Linked DNA regions of Homo sapiens: all the other regions are linked to region 1. A link is a loop called in an ENCODE intact Hi-C map of the cell type or tissue named here. Cell type or tissue: PC-3. All regions are shown on one strand.

Region 1 (5,000 bases):
CTGCTAGTAACTAACACTGCAGCAGTGGAGCCCAGCCCAGGCGCCCCTCGGGAGCAAGCCGGGGTGCGGGGGCTCACGGAAGGCGGCCGCGGCGGAGGCTGTGCCGCGAGCGCGAGCCTGCGATCCATATTTAAAGCCGTAAGTGGCCTCGGCCGGCCCCCTGCCCTGCCCTCGCTCGTGCCCGCCAGCCCGGCCCCCACCGCTCCGGGCCGCTGCTCGGCGTCAGCCGCCCGGGCATCGGCGGCGGGGAGGGGCCTCGAGCCGCGCCGCCTCCGCCGGGGGCTTGGGCTCTGTGCGCAGCGCCCGCCCGGAGCTGGCGGAGGACCCGGCTCCGGACCGGCCGCTCTTGCCTCCCAGGTTCCTTTTCTCTCACGCCCTGGGCTGGGTCCTAGGTCCAGCTTTTTGTCCTACTCAAAAGAGTTCCCCAGTGGGGAGAGCCTGTGCTTTCATGCAGAACTAAAATTGCGTGAGTTTCCCAGCTCAGATCACTCTTGACTCTACTTTATAAAACTTGGGGCGTATAGAGTGCTGCCATAACACAGTATTAAGTAATTGTTCACCTTTAACAAAAGATGTCTGAAGATAACGTGGTTGTCAACTGTGTCCTTCACTTATGTCACTGATGCCTTTCTGTCTTCCTTGGGAGTTAGGAAAACAGCCTTAGCAAAGTGATTATTTGTATTTATTCTGTTCCTAAGTCTAATAATGAGGTTCAAGTACTCTTTGCCAAGCAAATAATATATCAGTGATCCAGCACCATTGCCATTGGTAAACTATTGAATCATAAGTAAACCATTAAGATATGAACAGACTGTCAGCACAGACACACCATCTATTGTTCTGGGTACTGCTAGAGAGTAGTCACTTAATGGATTGCAACCACATGGTATATCATGCAAGTGTATATCATTTTCTAGTAATACATATTATATGTAATGTGTATGTGGACATCACTGACCAAACTGTGTTTTCAACAGTAGCCACCAAAATGCATAAAGCTCAAGAGAAATAATTTAACATACCAACTGCTCCTGGTCCCCAGTATTTCTTCAATACAAAGCTATAGCTTATAGGACCTCCAAGAGAAAAAAAAAATGAGGGTAGGGAGGAAATAATTTGAGGACAGAGGCTTTTCTTTCTAGTATTCAAAACTGGAAGAGATCCAGAGATCCATGGTGCCTCACCAGTGCTTGGAAAGCAGGTATGGAGCCTGTGTCTTTTAAAAAGTTTCTATCTTTAAAATCCTTAGTTAATGCTCAGAAGGCACAAGGAAACACGCCAATCTGATGTCTGAAATTAAAATGTACTGTCATGTGTCTGTTGTCACATCTGGCTCACATATATGTTCACACATTCTACATAACCCAGTGCAGTGATATATCACTGGGAATTTTTCATGGGAAACTCAAAACCAAAGATAAAACAAAAATTTAGCTTTAAAGTTTTCACCTAAATGATTATGTTCTGTTTCTAGGCTAATGTTAAAATTAACTTTCACTCCCTGAGCAGGCAGTTAGCAAGAATCAGCAACCGCAAAGTAAGCTAACAGGCAAAGGGAAGTCACTTTTGTATTAAAAATTTGCCATTGCTGTTCAGCAGTTTTTCACACTGTGGATTATGTATTTCAACATAGCTGGCAATTTCTCATTATAATCGTGAAGCAGCCATGAACACTCAGTGCTGGTGAATAAGAAAGAAAAAGTCCAAGAAACACATTTTTCAAGCATTCTGCTGCAAAATATATCAAACTTTCCTTCACGTAAGTTAAATAGGTAACTCCTGAAGGCATTTCAGTACAAAGATTGGCAAGAATTTACCCTAAAAGGAGCATAAAGTTGGTTTGTGGGGTGGGAGGCAGGGAGACAATGAGAGTACTATAGAGGTGAGATTTGGTATGTGTCTTAAATTAATGAGAAAAAGAGTCTTTGGCAAAGCGTTGACAACCTCTGTTATCATTTTCATTACTTGATGTTTGCTATCCCACAATTAAAAGAGTGTTCTATTTCCTTTCCTATTGATTAGTGTCCAGTAGTTGAGATATACGTGTTTTCCTTTGAAAGGTCATTGATTAATTTTTCTTATAAACTCTGCATGTGATCACTTTCGATTGCTTTTCCGGGTGATAACAATGAATCCTGAGATTTTTGTTCACCTCTCCTAAAACTTGTGCCATGTCTCTTGATTCTCATAAGCACAAAGAAAGATTTATTAGTTCTTTTTGTCTTGGGGTTCACACAGCTTGGTGACAAGAAGAATGAGCAGAAAAACTGATGGAATTAGAAAAATGGTGTAAGTAAGCTTTACTGATAATGATTTGTTTACTTTTTAATCAACAACTCTCTGTACTAAAGGACTTCTTAGAATACCAGCCCAGTACTTAGCTTATTAATCAAATTTCTTTCGTATCATCCAAGGTCCTAATAGGCATCTAAAGAAAACAGAAAGGAGGAAGGACCTTTGTTTCGATGACAAGCACCATCTAGTGGCAGCAGGTGATGACGACATAATGTCTCTAAGAAGAATGAAGATGAAAGTTTTCGAATAGGTAGTCCAGGCATTTCTGGTCGCTTATAGGCATGACATTCTTTGATTCTAAAACAAGAAGTTGTATGTAGTAGAATAATGCAATTGATCGGCCCTGCGTTGATTATTGAAAGTAAGGTGCCGATGTGACCTGCAGATAGGATTATTAGCATAGAATTTTCTCAGTATTTGTGTGACTGACTAGGTCCTTAAAGACTCTGTATTTAAGTTTCCTCATTACATAAAATAGGAAGAGTGATGGCTTGTCACCATATGTTGTCTGTAAAGCACTGTGTTCAACAAAGAGCAGAATCCATAAATATAACTATTATATTTGGATTTTTTCACTATTGGGAAAAAAGGTGAAAAATATTGTTGGATGTTTCTCCTGGAGTTATACAAAATTATAACATTCATAGGCATTTCATATTGGGGCCTAAACAGAAAGGTGGTAGGAGATAACATTATAGCTTGTTACTATAAACGTCAAAGACTGATCAGAGATGTTTGTCAATATCAAGTCCTTTTTAAATAGGTGGTTCATTGGCGAAAGTCTGACCAACATGTTGCTACACAGAATAGAGATTTTCTTTGTGCTGATATTTGTTTGGACTTGTAGTTGTTTGCAACAGAATGATCATTAAAGTTGTCACTCTGTATCAATTTTGTTAACCACTTCATTGTGTAAGAGTAAGAAATGAGAAAAAGCAACTTTTGTTCTTCTCATTCTAAAACCAATCTGGGATGAAAGATAGATAGATATAGATCGATAGATAATAGGTCACCAAAGGCCTCATTTTTGTTTCACTTACACTCCAAGAGTATTCATATTCAGTCTGGCAAATTCTTGAATACATTCAACTAATCTAGATTTATAATTAACATTCTCTTCCTCAAACCCCAGGTTTAAAAATACCTGTAGCCCCTTTTTATGAGGAGAGAATGAAGGTGAACACAGTTTTTGGAAGCTGTCAGCACAGCATGAGCTGGGGAAAATAATTTTATTTGGTTAAACGTGTGTCCCAAGTTGCTTCACAGCTTTAGCAACTGAGCTCTCAACCATATCCAACTGTCGTTTTTAAAACACATGCCTAAAGTCAACTATCAGTAGAGGGTTCTAACTTCTGAAAACAGGAGCTTATCTCAGTTAATGTCAAGGAAGGCAGGTTATTCAATCTGAGTCTCAGTTCCCACAGCATTAAAATCAAGGAGCTTAAGATAATACCCCAAAATTCAGCAATTCCAACAGGATACCAGAATGATTTCCTCTAATAAAATTGAACAATATGTGATAGAGAAATATGCAAATCTTTCAGAAATGGTATCAACATATTTATTACGAAAGCTCTGTTTAATAACCTTAGGCCAATGTTTCAGCCCCTTCCTCCTGCAGGAATTCTCCCATAGATCAGCATAACACAGGACACAGACCTCTCTGTTTGGAAGGAGAAGGAAAACTTAAAATGAGCTACTAAGCCACTAAAACCCAGGCCCCTGATTTAAAAGATTGGTCTGGTTTTAGGTACGGTGGTAGAGAATTATGTTAGACTTCTCTATCAGAACAGACTCTTGGGGCCCTTGGACTCTCATAATGTGAGAGAGAGTGTGTGTGTGTGTGTGTGTGTGTGTGTGAAATGTACATACACGTGATCAGACTAGCAACTTCCCAGACACAGAAAGGTGTTTTTTCCTTTGTATCCCACTGGCTTCCTGCCTCCTTGGGAATTGAATGGGCCTACATAGCAGGCCACTTAAAAGCTGTTCCTCCTTTTTGGCCTATGGACCAAGTCATGCGGATTCAGCTGTTCCATTGCTTGGAGACAGGTTTCCCTATGGACTAACCGACCACCAGATCCAACTGGCCTATTACCGTTCACATCCCACTGGTCTGCTCTTTAGACCAGGCCTATCTTGGAGACCACAGCACCTCAGTCTCCTTGCAAGTAACAAAACAGTTGATGTTGCTAGTACCCATCTACCAGACTCATGTCTTCACGGAAAACACTGCAAATCAAAATCTGAATATTAAACGTTGGCTCCTTTTTCCCCTCTGCTTAGGGAAAGAGCACTCTGAGCAAATGTGCCTTCATGGCATTTCAATTTACCAGTGCCAACCAAAGGATGCTCAGTTCTACCACAGAATATGGGGCATGGTTGGGTCATCCATTCAGTCAACCAATATTTATTAAGAACCTACTTATTTTGTGTCAAGAACTCTTCTGGGTGATGGATTCCTAGAACAAGAAAAGTTCCTGCTTCATGGAACTTACAAGTAAACAAATAAGTGGACAAAATAATGTCCATTATCTTGGAATGCTAAATGCAATGAAGTGATAAATGCTATGAAGAGGGTGTCCAACTATCCCAGGTCACATTGCCAATTTACACCTGTTATCCTTCTGTAATGATAACAGCACTCCCTTTCACCTCAAAAGGAAGACATAGTGAGAAATTGTAGAATCCCCTTAGCCCTAGAA
Region 2 (5,000 bases), 370 kb before region 1:
AACCACATTGACTTTATTCTTTTATTGGTAAAAAAACTTTTGATTATTGATCATAGCCATGTGAAAAGCAAATCAATAGCCTGTTTTTAGTATAGAGTTAAGGCAAATGGATAAACACTATCTTTAAGAACACACAGAAAGAGTTAGGTATCCTTCCTGAGACAGTAAAAAGGAGATAAAGATGGGTAAGGGGAAGGAAAAGAAAGATTATAGCCTCTTGCTTTCTTGGTTAAATGACTTTTAACAGCCTATTTAAACAATGGGTATGTATGGCAACTTTTCTTAATACTGGCTAACTTGTTGATTAAACCAGAAATGAAAAGCAGGTGAATGGTGAAGTAGAAAATAAATGCATTTTAAAAACTCAGCAGTTAATAATGATTAGCACTTTTCTTCAAAGATCTGTTACTGGACTATTCTTACTACTAGAAAAACACTACTGTACTTACATTGCTATTCAAAAACTTACCTGCACACCATTAAGGGATGCTACTCCCATATACAGGAACACACCATAGAGTACAGGCATGGGTATAAACTAGAAGGAAAAAAATGGATACAACTTAAAAATGATAACAAGAAAAAAGAGGAATGAAGAGGAATCATTTAAATAAAGGCTAAATCTAAAACTAAAATATAGGATATAATAACTTAGTGACCTCTAACTAGTATGCTTTACTAGTCAATTGATGAACTTCTAAACTCTTTGTAATAGAAATAAATGAAGAAGGGTATAATGGACTTTCAATTTTCATTGGATGCTTGTTTTTTTAGTGAGCATGCATGACCTTACTAATAACTTTTTTTTAATTAATGGAGGAAAAGTTATGTTTCCCTTCACCCTGAAAAGGAATAACTATGTAAACAAGATGCTTCTATGGACTGTGAGGTAGACAGAAACAGAGGTATTAATAGATGGTTGCCTCACTCTTGAGATCAAGTTCCTTTCAATATAGTCTGTTCATTTTTGTCCTTAATAATTTTTGCCAAATAGTCTATCAGCTTGGTATATAGATGCCTCTTTCAATAAAATAAACATCAAAAGACTATCCCCTCGCTTCTTGCAAATATTATGAGAACTAACTAAAGAGAACTGCTTGAAAGGACCTTGGAGCACTTGGAAGCAATTAATTACACACATGGATTAATACACATCTTTTAAAACTGAATTAATACCTTTTCATGCATTAGCAAAAAATATTTTATATTAATACAAAGTGTTTTAACAAGGAGAAGTGATGTCTGTAAACTGTATCTATTCCTAGACCTTTGAAATGTCCCTAGTACTGAGGAAACTAAGCAAATCAAGGATGATTCTGTTTCTGGGAAGTCTTCTGTTTGAAAAACAAAAGGTTCTCAACCTTAGAATTTGAAAAGAAGTTCAAGTAATTTCAGGATTTTTCAAAGCTAAAATACTAAAACCGCAAGTCAATTAAGGCCAATCTTACCAAATCCACATAAAGGAGGCTATTGTAACCAGAAAACATAGTATGGCTTTAGAGTAATTTTAAAAATACTGCACGTACTAAGTGAAGCACAATTTCTATCAGCCTCTCCTTGTGATTGCCTAAAGTAGTTCCATATCTGAGACTCTTTGGCCACTATTAGAGAATGAGTAAATTCTAAAATGTGTAACAAATATTTCCAATTTTTATTGGCTAGCCATAGGGATGCTTAAATTTATATGAAATAAATATCCTTATTTATATATACAAAACATCAAATGCTTCTTCAAAAAAAGACTAACAATTTTAATGTAGCTAATTTTGCTCTTGATGTCAGAAAAAACTAAAAGTGACATAGAATGTTGACGGGGGTAGGAGGGATGATGTTCCTGCTGGGGAAGCTGTAATACCTAACAGTCACCACAAAGAGGTGAACACATCACACTCAAGCCTCTTTATTTCTGACACATGCCTTCATTTATTTTGCAATGTGCATGTTTCTATTCCTTGTGATTCTTGTGTATAAATGTACCATAAAGTAAAAAAACTAAGAGAAGGATCATTGCATAGCTTTGATTCATTTTTTAAACATCTCCCATATTTCTTTCTTGTCATTTCATTTTCAATTTGGTGGGTGGTGGGGGTGGGGCAGCTGGAAGGAAAGAAAAGTAAGAAGGGAAAAGAGAAGTATAGTTCAACCATGGAAAACTAGTTAGAATTCCTGCAGTAGTTCCTTTTTAATCTGGGTAAAGCATTTTTCTTGCTTGAAAGAAAGCCACCACAAAGGGACCATCCCTGGCCTCATCCTCATCCCTCAGCTAGGCTTAGCTAAATGTTTTTTCTAATGTGGTTCTAATGTCAAAGTGAAGGACACTTTTGCCTTGGTGCTTAGTTCCATTCTCTGTGAATTTATTATTACAGATATCACCAAATCTACCACAAAATAAAATCAGAAGGTATCAGTAACATAGAATGGCATGGGTTGTGGGTAGAAAAATAGCTTTAGATATGAAGATGTTTTTTAAACAGTTATTCTTTGTTGAAAAGGAAATAATACATATAAAGAAGGCTATTAAGTTGACTTTGGGCCAACTTCAATGTGATAAAAATATGTCTTTTGAAATTTGCCATTTTCCTTATGATAATGCAACATCTCAATAAAAATCTTCCAATATGGAAAACTTGATGAAACTTGACAGAATTATTGGGTTAGAGGATACTTTTTATTGGATTTAGTTCATGGGTCACAGGAGGTCAATCCTTAAAAATTCATCACAAAATAATCATTTCTTGCAATAGAAATTTCTCAAAGGAGGAAAGAGAAGATGCATTTTAAGAAGATGGAACTCCATCTTAAGTTAAACCAGTATAATTTACATAGTAATAGTAGGTAGATATTTTTACAAAGCAAGACAGGAGTAATTAAAACATAAACAGCACAAAGTATACCATACAGGCATATCAAGAATTGCCAAATGATAAAATTATGTAAAGGAAATTTTATGGATAACCAATCATACCCAGAAAGCACAAAAGTATAATTATAAATAAGATTACCATACATGAAATCAAGTATTGACCCTACAAGCAGATGGAATAATTGAGATAAAATCAAAATAGGAGTTAACATACTCAGACCATGTCACCAAATTTTTCAAATTCTGGTGAATGCAGTTCTACTCTTTTTCACTTATACCTCCCTTTGATGTGCTGATAGTATTTGAATATTCCCAGAAGAGTAAACGAGAAAAGGGTAAATTTAAAAATAAGGGTAGAGTGTAGTTGTCCAACCAGAATTCAGTACAGCAGTGAGACCTTCTAGCAGAATAATCGTCACTGTATGTGTGTGTGTGTATGTGTGTGTGTATGTGTGTGTGTGTGTACATGTGAATGTACAATCCAGAACGAGATCCTGATTAAGAGCATGGGCACAAAAGTCAGACAGGCCTAGTTTCAAATTCTGGCCCTACTACTTATGTAACATTGAGAAATTACTAACTTTTCTTATCCTCAGTATTCTCATTTAAAAGAGGGTATGATAAAGAGTATATCACATAAAATATCTAGTCCAGGGCCTCATTCTGAATAGATAATAAATGATAAATGAGGTATTAATGTCATAATTATCATGAAGACCTGACTGGCAAGTCAAGAAGCCTGCTGCAATTGCCCAGCAGAACTCTCCTTGGTCCTCAGTGGTCAGGGTGGAAAATGGCAGGAGTACAGACCAGAAGAATGGCTGCAAAGGTCAGATTCAAAGCCCTGGTCTTATTTAAGTTCTACTATATTGCCCTTTCAGCAGTAACAACTATATTCAGAAACATGTTATTCAAATAATATCCTAATTCCCTTAAATCTTGAAAATCTAAGCTGATAAGGAAGTACTGACTTGCAATCTGGTTCCTAGTCATTGAAGAAACTGGAATGAGGTATGATGAGGAGTTTGTGAAAATGCTGTATTTATCTGCACATGAAAGGACTGGAAGTTGGATCAAAGAAGCTGGAGAAGATCATCTCATGGAAAATGAAAGTGAATGAGTTCTTTGAGAGCAAGTACTATGTTTTGTTTTAAATGGTTGTAAACCCTGAGGGTTATGAGATTGGCTTTCATGTCAGAACTGCCTGAATTCACATTTTGACTCTATTATTTACGAACTTTGTAACCTGGTAAGTCATTAATAAATTTTCTTATGTGTAAAAGAGAGACAATTTTTTGTAGGTGTCATTCATTGAAGGACTAAATTTTAAAAATCTGTGTTGAGCCCTTAATCAAATGCCGAGCTCAATAAATGGTAGCTACTACTATCATCATCATCATCACCATTACCATCATCTCTACCATTTTGCTTTCCCTGGCACTGAACAAAGTGACATATTGTGGCATATTGTAGAAGCTCAACAAATATTTTCCAAATACAAATTAAATGCTATCCTGATTTTAGAACACTAAACAAATCTTAAAGATAAATTTGACTACTCCTAATTAACTTGAATTAAACTATTTCAAGCAAAGGCAACAAAAGTAGCAGTGAACTTCACTTGATTTTTATTTCTTCAGACTTGCCAGAAAAATGGTAAAAGTAAGCTCAAGGAAGTGCCTTTCATCTTTTTGATGCTCTTTAGCCTCCTCTAGTTTCCCCATACAGAATACTCACTTACCAGGCAGTATTTCTGCTGCAGAAACACAGAACTAAGCTGTTTAACCAGCCAGGGGCGCCAGTTATTCTTGCTTCCCAACAGTTCAGTACCGAATCAGTGGTTAGATTCAGTGCTTTGAGGCATGTATGACTGTTGCTGGCTAGGGTCAAGGGGTATCCTCGTGAACTTAAAACTGTAATTCCTTACATTCTTCCACATAAAAGACGGACCTCAGCAAAGAGATCAGAATAAAAATGAAAAACTTCATTTTCAAAGTAAGCTTGCATAAACAGGCAGGAGAAACAACTTCCTACACTGCTTAATGCATGAAAGAAAATTACTAGGATCATCTGAGACCATTAAACTTGTGAGGGATATATGGAGTTTGCAGAAATGGTGTTGAGCCATTTCATTTTA
Region 3 (5,000 bases), 52 kb after region 1:
TAATCTGGACATGGATGGATGGCATGATAAGCAAGACCAGTAGGAGAGTTTCTGATACAAAAACTGAACAGGCCAGCAGTGACATGGGAGAATATACCCCTGGCCCAGGAATCTGGGAGTATAGCTTCAAGCAGCCTGACTAAGCTTTAAATATTCTTGAAGCCTTGTGTTTTATCTTGAAAATTCAATAGAACCTCATATTTTATTTCATAATATAACCACGTTAATTCATATAAAAATATAATGATTGAAATGAGAATTTTGAAAATCTTTATTTTCAGGTAAAATCAACTTTGGGGTAAGATGATTCATGTATATGTCTCACAGTTCCCCACCTCCTTGGCACACCATCCCGTATACCTCAATGCATTCAGGACTCTGTTTGCAAGCCAGGAGCATAGTAAAGGCCTAGGACAGCCTCCAGAAAACTTCATGGGGAAATCAATGGTTGTGCCAGCAAGACAGAGCAAGGTATTTGATAGCTACCAAGAGGACAAAGCCTGAAAAGAAGAGTTTCAGTCCTTGAAAGTTCTAGAAAGAGTAGGGCAGGTCCCTAAGACTTTGAGCAACGGGGGTGCCAAGTTCGGTATCAGGGCAGCGACAGCCATAAGAATCAGGAAACCAAACTGGGAGATGATTACATCAATAGCCCCCAATGAGTCACACTTCCTAGGACTCACATCTATGGAGTCCCTCTCCTTGAAAGTGAGCCACCCTTGTGACCTGGCAGAAGTGATGCTGTGCTAGTTCCAAGACTAGCCTAAAAAAGGCCTGGGACTTCTGCGTTTGCACTCTGGAGGAAGGCAGCCATAATGTAAGGAATACGACTACCCTGGACCACTTTGCTGTAAGGAAGCCCACGCTGGCCACACAGAGAAGAACCTGGGAATCCTGCCAACCAAGGCACCCTTGGCTGACTCCCGCAGCTGAGTTCCAATTTGCCAACTATGTGAGCCAGCCATCTTGGAAGTTAATACCACATAGGACAGAATCACACTGTCCTTGCTGAGTCATAGCCAAATTAGATAATCATAAGCAAACAAATGATTGTTGTTTAAACCAGAGTTTCATGGTGAACAGATAACTAAAACATACGGTAAAGCTTAGCCTCACAGAGCTATTCAGGAAATAGGATCCAAGTGAGACCTTAAGAAGATGTCTTAATGGTTCCCATGTTAACAACCTAAGGCTCCTACAATTCTTCTAGAGGGGTTCAGGGATACGAAACTAAGAAGGACTCAGTGCTATCACTCATTTCCAAATTACAATAAAAATTTTCCAAATTTGCACAAATTTCTACAAATCTCACCCTGGTTAAAAAAAAAATGGTAATTCATCAAATGCACTTACATTAATTGGCATTCAGTGCAAGTCTGTAGGCTTGTCAACTCCTATCGTGTTAGGGGCTTGCTAGTTCCCACCATGTCCTCCACATGTTCACTGCATTGGAGTGGCCTTTAGCTGTCTCTGTCTGGCCTATGCAGTGCCCAACACAGTGATACACACATGCATGTACTTAATATCCCAAAGAGGACAATGATAACAGAGACTTTGATTACTGGATTGCTTAGGGTCAGTTAACACTAGCTGTGGCCAATAGTGGAAAAGGAAGTATTACTTAGAAAATTCCAACTAGGCACACAGCTGGTAAAGCTGTTGGGCAAAACATGATGATTTTTTTCTTCATCTTACTATGCAATACCAGTAAGCAGGCAGTTGCAACAGAAGTAATAGTCATCAAGATCTTATTATAATATGCAAGGCTTTGGAGGAAATCTACAAGATCTCTCTGTCTGTCCCTCTGTATCCAGGCACAATTTAACTCATTCCCTACCCTTGCTATAAAAAACACTTAGGAAAAAGCATTAAGTATTGTCCAGGAGGTAGTATCCATCCAGCTAAACCTGCTGTAACTGCTAAAACCAACAGCAGCCTCAGCTGCAGGATGCCACTTCTATTTCCATGGAAATAGACAGGCTTTGGGCAAATTCGAAGAACATGCTTCAAGATAATTTTGCAGCTTTCTTTGAGCTGAGACATGCCGTTAGCTGATATACATTTTAGAGCCCCCGTCAACATGTGTCTGGAGAAGGGGTGGATTAATAATAGCTTACATTTCTATAGTGCTTTTCATCCAAAAAAAAATACCAAACAAGAAAAACAAGCTGAATCTTTTCTTCTTGTTTAAAGGAAAAAACACTAGTGATTTTTAAAGCAATCCTAAACACTGGAACTAATTATAAAGAAATTCACTTTTTTAAAGTGTCAGGACAAAATTATTATTTTTTAAAACTTAAATAGTATGCACATTGCTCCTAAAAGCTCACAAAGATATGCCGTCATCACCATTTTGGAAGGCTATCATTTCTTTCCAACAAAGACAACAGTTGCAGTGCCAGTAGATTCAGAGACATTATGGGTGAACAGAAAAAAATAATAATAATAATTAACAATGGTACAGGAAGCTCCATCTGGAGTGTCTGATAACACAGTGGGAGATGGATACAGATGGGAAAATGTGGGTGGCACAGGGTAGAGCTTGTCCCGATCTCATGGGCTCGGGACTCCAGACACACTCAGATTAGTATAGGCTTTGGTTTTCTGCTCCCTGCTATTCAAATGGAACTAGCCAGGCCAGAGCCAGCATGTTTTACCACTGTCCAGAAAATCTGGGATGGCTCTTGATCACAATCTGGCATCATGACAAGGTCAATAATGCATTTACCAATGTTTAATAATCCTAGATTAATACAGCTTTTCATTCTCTAAAGTGCAGATTCTTTATCTTTAACCCAAGTAATTTGCATATACTTCCACATAGTAATTCCAGGCACAATGCTGCTTATTCTGAGCTTTTTACCCTGATTGGCAGCTAATTAGAACCTTGAAATGTTGGCAGGTGTCGTGATGAAAAGGCATCATAAACCCAGCTACAGCACAGACAATGGGTCTTTAATCATCTGTTTAAGTCACGCAGTTCCCAGTGATCTCGAGCTTTTAGGATGAGTAGTTTCTTGATCCTGGAGGACTGCTGAGCAAGGAGGACCTCTGCTGTTATAAAAGAACCAACATCTTTAGAGGGACGGCGAAAGTGCACTTCAGAAACAGACAAAACAGAAAGGAGCAAACAGAAGGATGCTTAAAAAGGAAACAGTTGCTTTTTCTGTCAATTTTTCTTTCTACAGAGATGCCAAACTAGTATGAGATGGACAGACAGATCCCCACTCTCCCATCCGCCGTTGTTAGTGAACATGATCTCATGATGAATAAGGCAGAAAAGTCAGTGGTTGAGAAGACAAAATTATCTCGTCATTCTTTCCCTTTAGTGTCATAGTTTGAGATTCTAGCATGTATCACTCACTTGATATTCATCATGGGGATTACATTCTCAGCACGGGATAGATGTGTACAGGGGAGAACTTTCCTCCCACTGTGTCACTGGAAAGAAAAGGCTGTCACCATGACTGCCTTCACACAACCTCCTCTCACAGAGAGCTCTCTCAACTACAAAGATATCTCCCCTCAGCTTGAGTTTTCCTAAAAAGGTATTGATTCCACAAATCTTCACAGAGGATCTACTATTTGCATAGACTTATGTTAGGTGCAGTGAGGGATACAAAAGTATATGAGCGAGGTTTGCCTTTGAGAAGCTGCAAAAATAAGATACATACGCATTACAACAAATAATACAATAAAAGAGATGCTTCAAAGTATGATATCACTTAATGCTAAGAGCATATTGAAAATAGTAAGTGACACTCATTTAACAAAATAAGTATGATATCACTAAGTGCTAAGAGCATATTGAAAATAGTAAGTGACATTCATTTAACAAAATGAGGCCAGGCACTGTGGCTCATGCTTGTAATCTAAGCACTTTGGGAGGCCGAGGTGGGAGAATTGCTTGAAGCCAGGAGTTGAAGACCAGCCTGGGCAAAAAAGTGAGACCCCCTTCTCTACAAAATTTAAAAAACAAAATTAATTAGCCAGCATGGAGGCACATGCCTGTAGTTCCAGCTATTCAGGAGGCTGAGGTGGTAGAATTGCTTAACTTCAGGAGTTTGAGAGTGCAGTGAACTATGATTGTGCTACTGCACCCCCACCCAAGCAATAGCGCAAGATCTCATCTCTTAAAAAAAAAAATAATTAACATTACAAGAGAACTCTGGCAATTGAAGAGGTCAGAGGAGTCTTTGAAGCACAGGTCCCTGAAGACGGATAAGAGGATTCATTTTTAACTTTTATTTTAGGTTTAAGGGTACATGTGCAGGTTTGTCATATAGGTAAATGGCATGTCACAAGGGTTTGGTGTACAGATTACTTCATCACCCAGGTAATAAGCATGGTACCCCATAGGTAGTTTTTTAATCCTCACCCTCCTTCCTCCCTCTATCCTCAAGTAGGCTCTAGTGTCTGTTTTTCTCTTCTTTGTGTCCACGTGTACGCAATGTTTAGCTCCTACTTATAAGTGAGAACAGGCAATATTTGGTTTTCTGTTCCTGTGTTAGTTTACTTAGGATAATGACCTCCAGCTCCATCTGTGTTGCTACAGAGGACATGATCTCATTCTTTTTTTTTTTTTTTTTTTTTTTTGGTGCATGGTATTCCATGATGTATATGTACCACATTTTCTTTATTCAGTCTATCACTGATGGGCATTTGGGTTGATTCCATATCTTTGCTATTGTGAGTAGTGCTGCAATGAACATACATGTGATGTGTGTCTTTATGGTAGAACAATTTATATTCCTTTGGGCATACACTCAATAATGGGATTACTGGGTCGAATGGTAATGCCATTTTGAGTTCTTTAAGAAATTGCCAAACTGCTTTCCACAATGGCTGAACTCATTTACATTCCCACCAGCAGTGTATAAGTATTCCCTTTTCTCTGCAACCTTGCCAGCATGTTATTTTTTGACTTTTTAATGACAGCCATTCTGACTGGTGTATGATGGTATCTCACTGTGGTTTTAATTTGCATTTCTCTAATAATTAAT

What was found. Hi-C counts contacts between places; a loop is a spot of excess contacts. Peaks named below come from ENCODE experiments on the same cell type or tissue, not always from the same donor. Only the 100,000 strongest peaks of a DNase experiment are listed, where the experiment ranks them.
Region 2: it touches region 1 in a loop (8-fold over the local background); 46 of 110 quality-filtered maps call a loop at or near these places.
Region 3: it touches region 1 in a loop (3-fold over the local background); 2 of 110 quality-filtered maps call a loop at or near these places.

Annotation. Positions count from the first base shown.
Region 1 is chr4:71,181,870-71,186,869 of GRCh38, reverse strand. LOC124900712 (a long non-coding RNA gene) reads left to right here and starts at 346. Exons shown (of 2, transcript XR_007058133.1): 1 at 346-2,289; 2 at 2,415-3,182. It also overlaps a transcript of SLC4A4 not described here. In PC-3, CTCF peaks have their summits at 2,289 and 2,495 (motif pointing left); a DNase peak (open chromatin) is centred at 2,479; H3K4me3 peaks cover 838 bases; H3K27me3 peaks cover 1,560 bases.
Region 2 is chr4:71,550,678-71,555,677 of GRCh38, reverse strand. SLC4A4 (solute carrier family 4 member 4) reads right to left here. Exons shown (of 26, transcript NM_001098484.3): 21 at 470-538. Among named protein-coding and RNA genes, the nearest start is that of GC, 230 kb to the left of the region's middle. In PC-3, CTCF peaks have their summits at 1,880 and 4,645; DNase peaks (open chromatin) are centred at 1,867 and 4,677.
Region 3 is chr4:71,129,378-71,134,377 of GRCh38, reverse strand. It overlaps a transcript of SLC4A4 not described here. Among named protein-coding and RNA genes, the nearest start is that of SLC4A4, 55 kb to the left of the region's middle. In PC-3, a CTCF peak has its summit at 3,060; DNase peaks (open chromatin) are centred at 3,007 and 3,307; H3K4me3 peaks cover 758 bases; H3K27ac peaks cover 1,080 bases.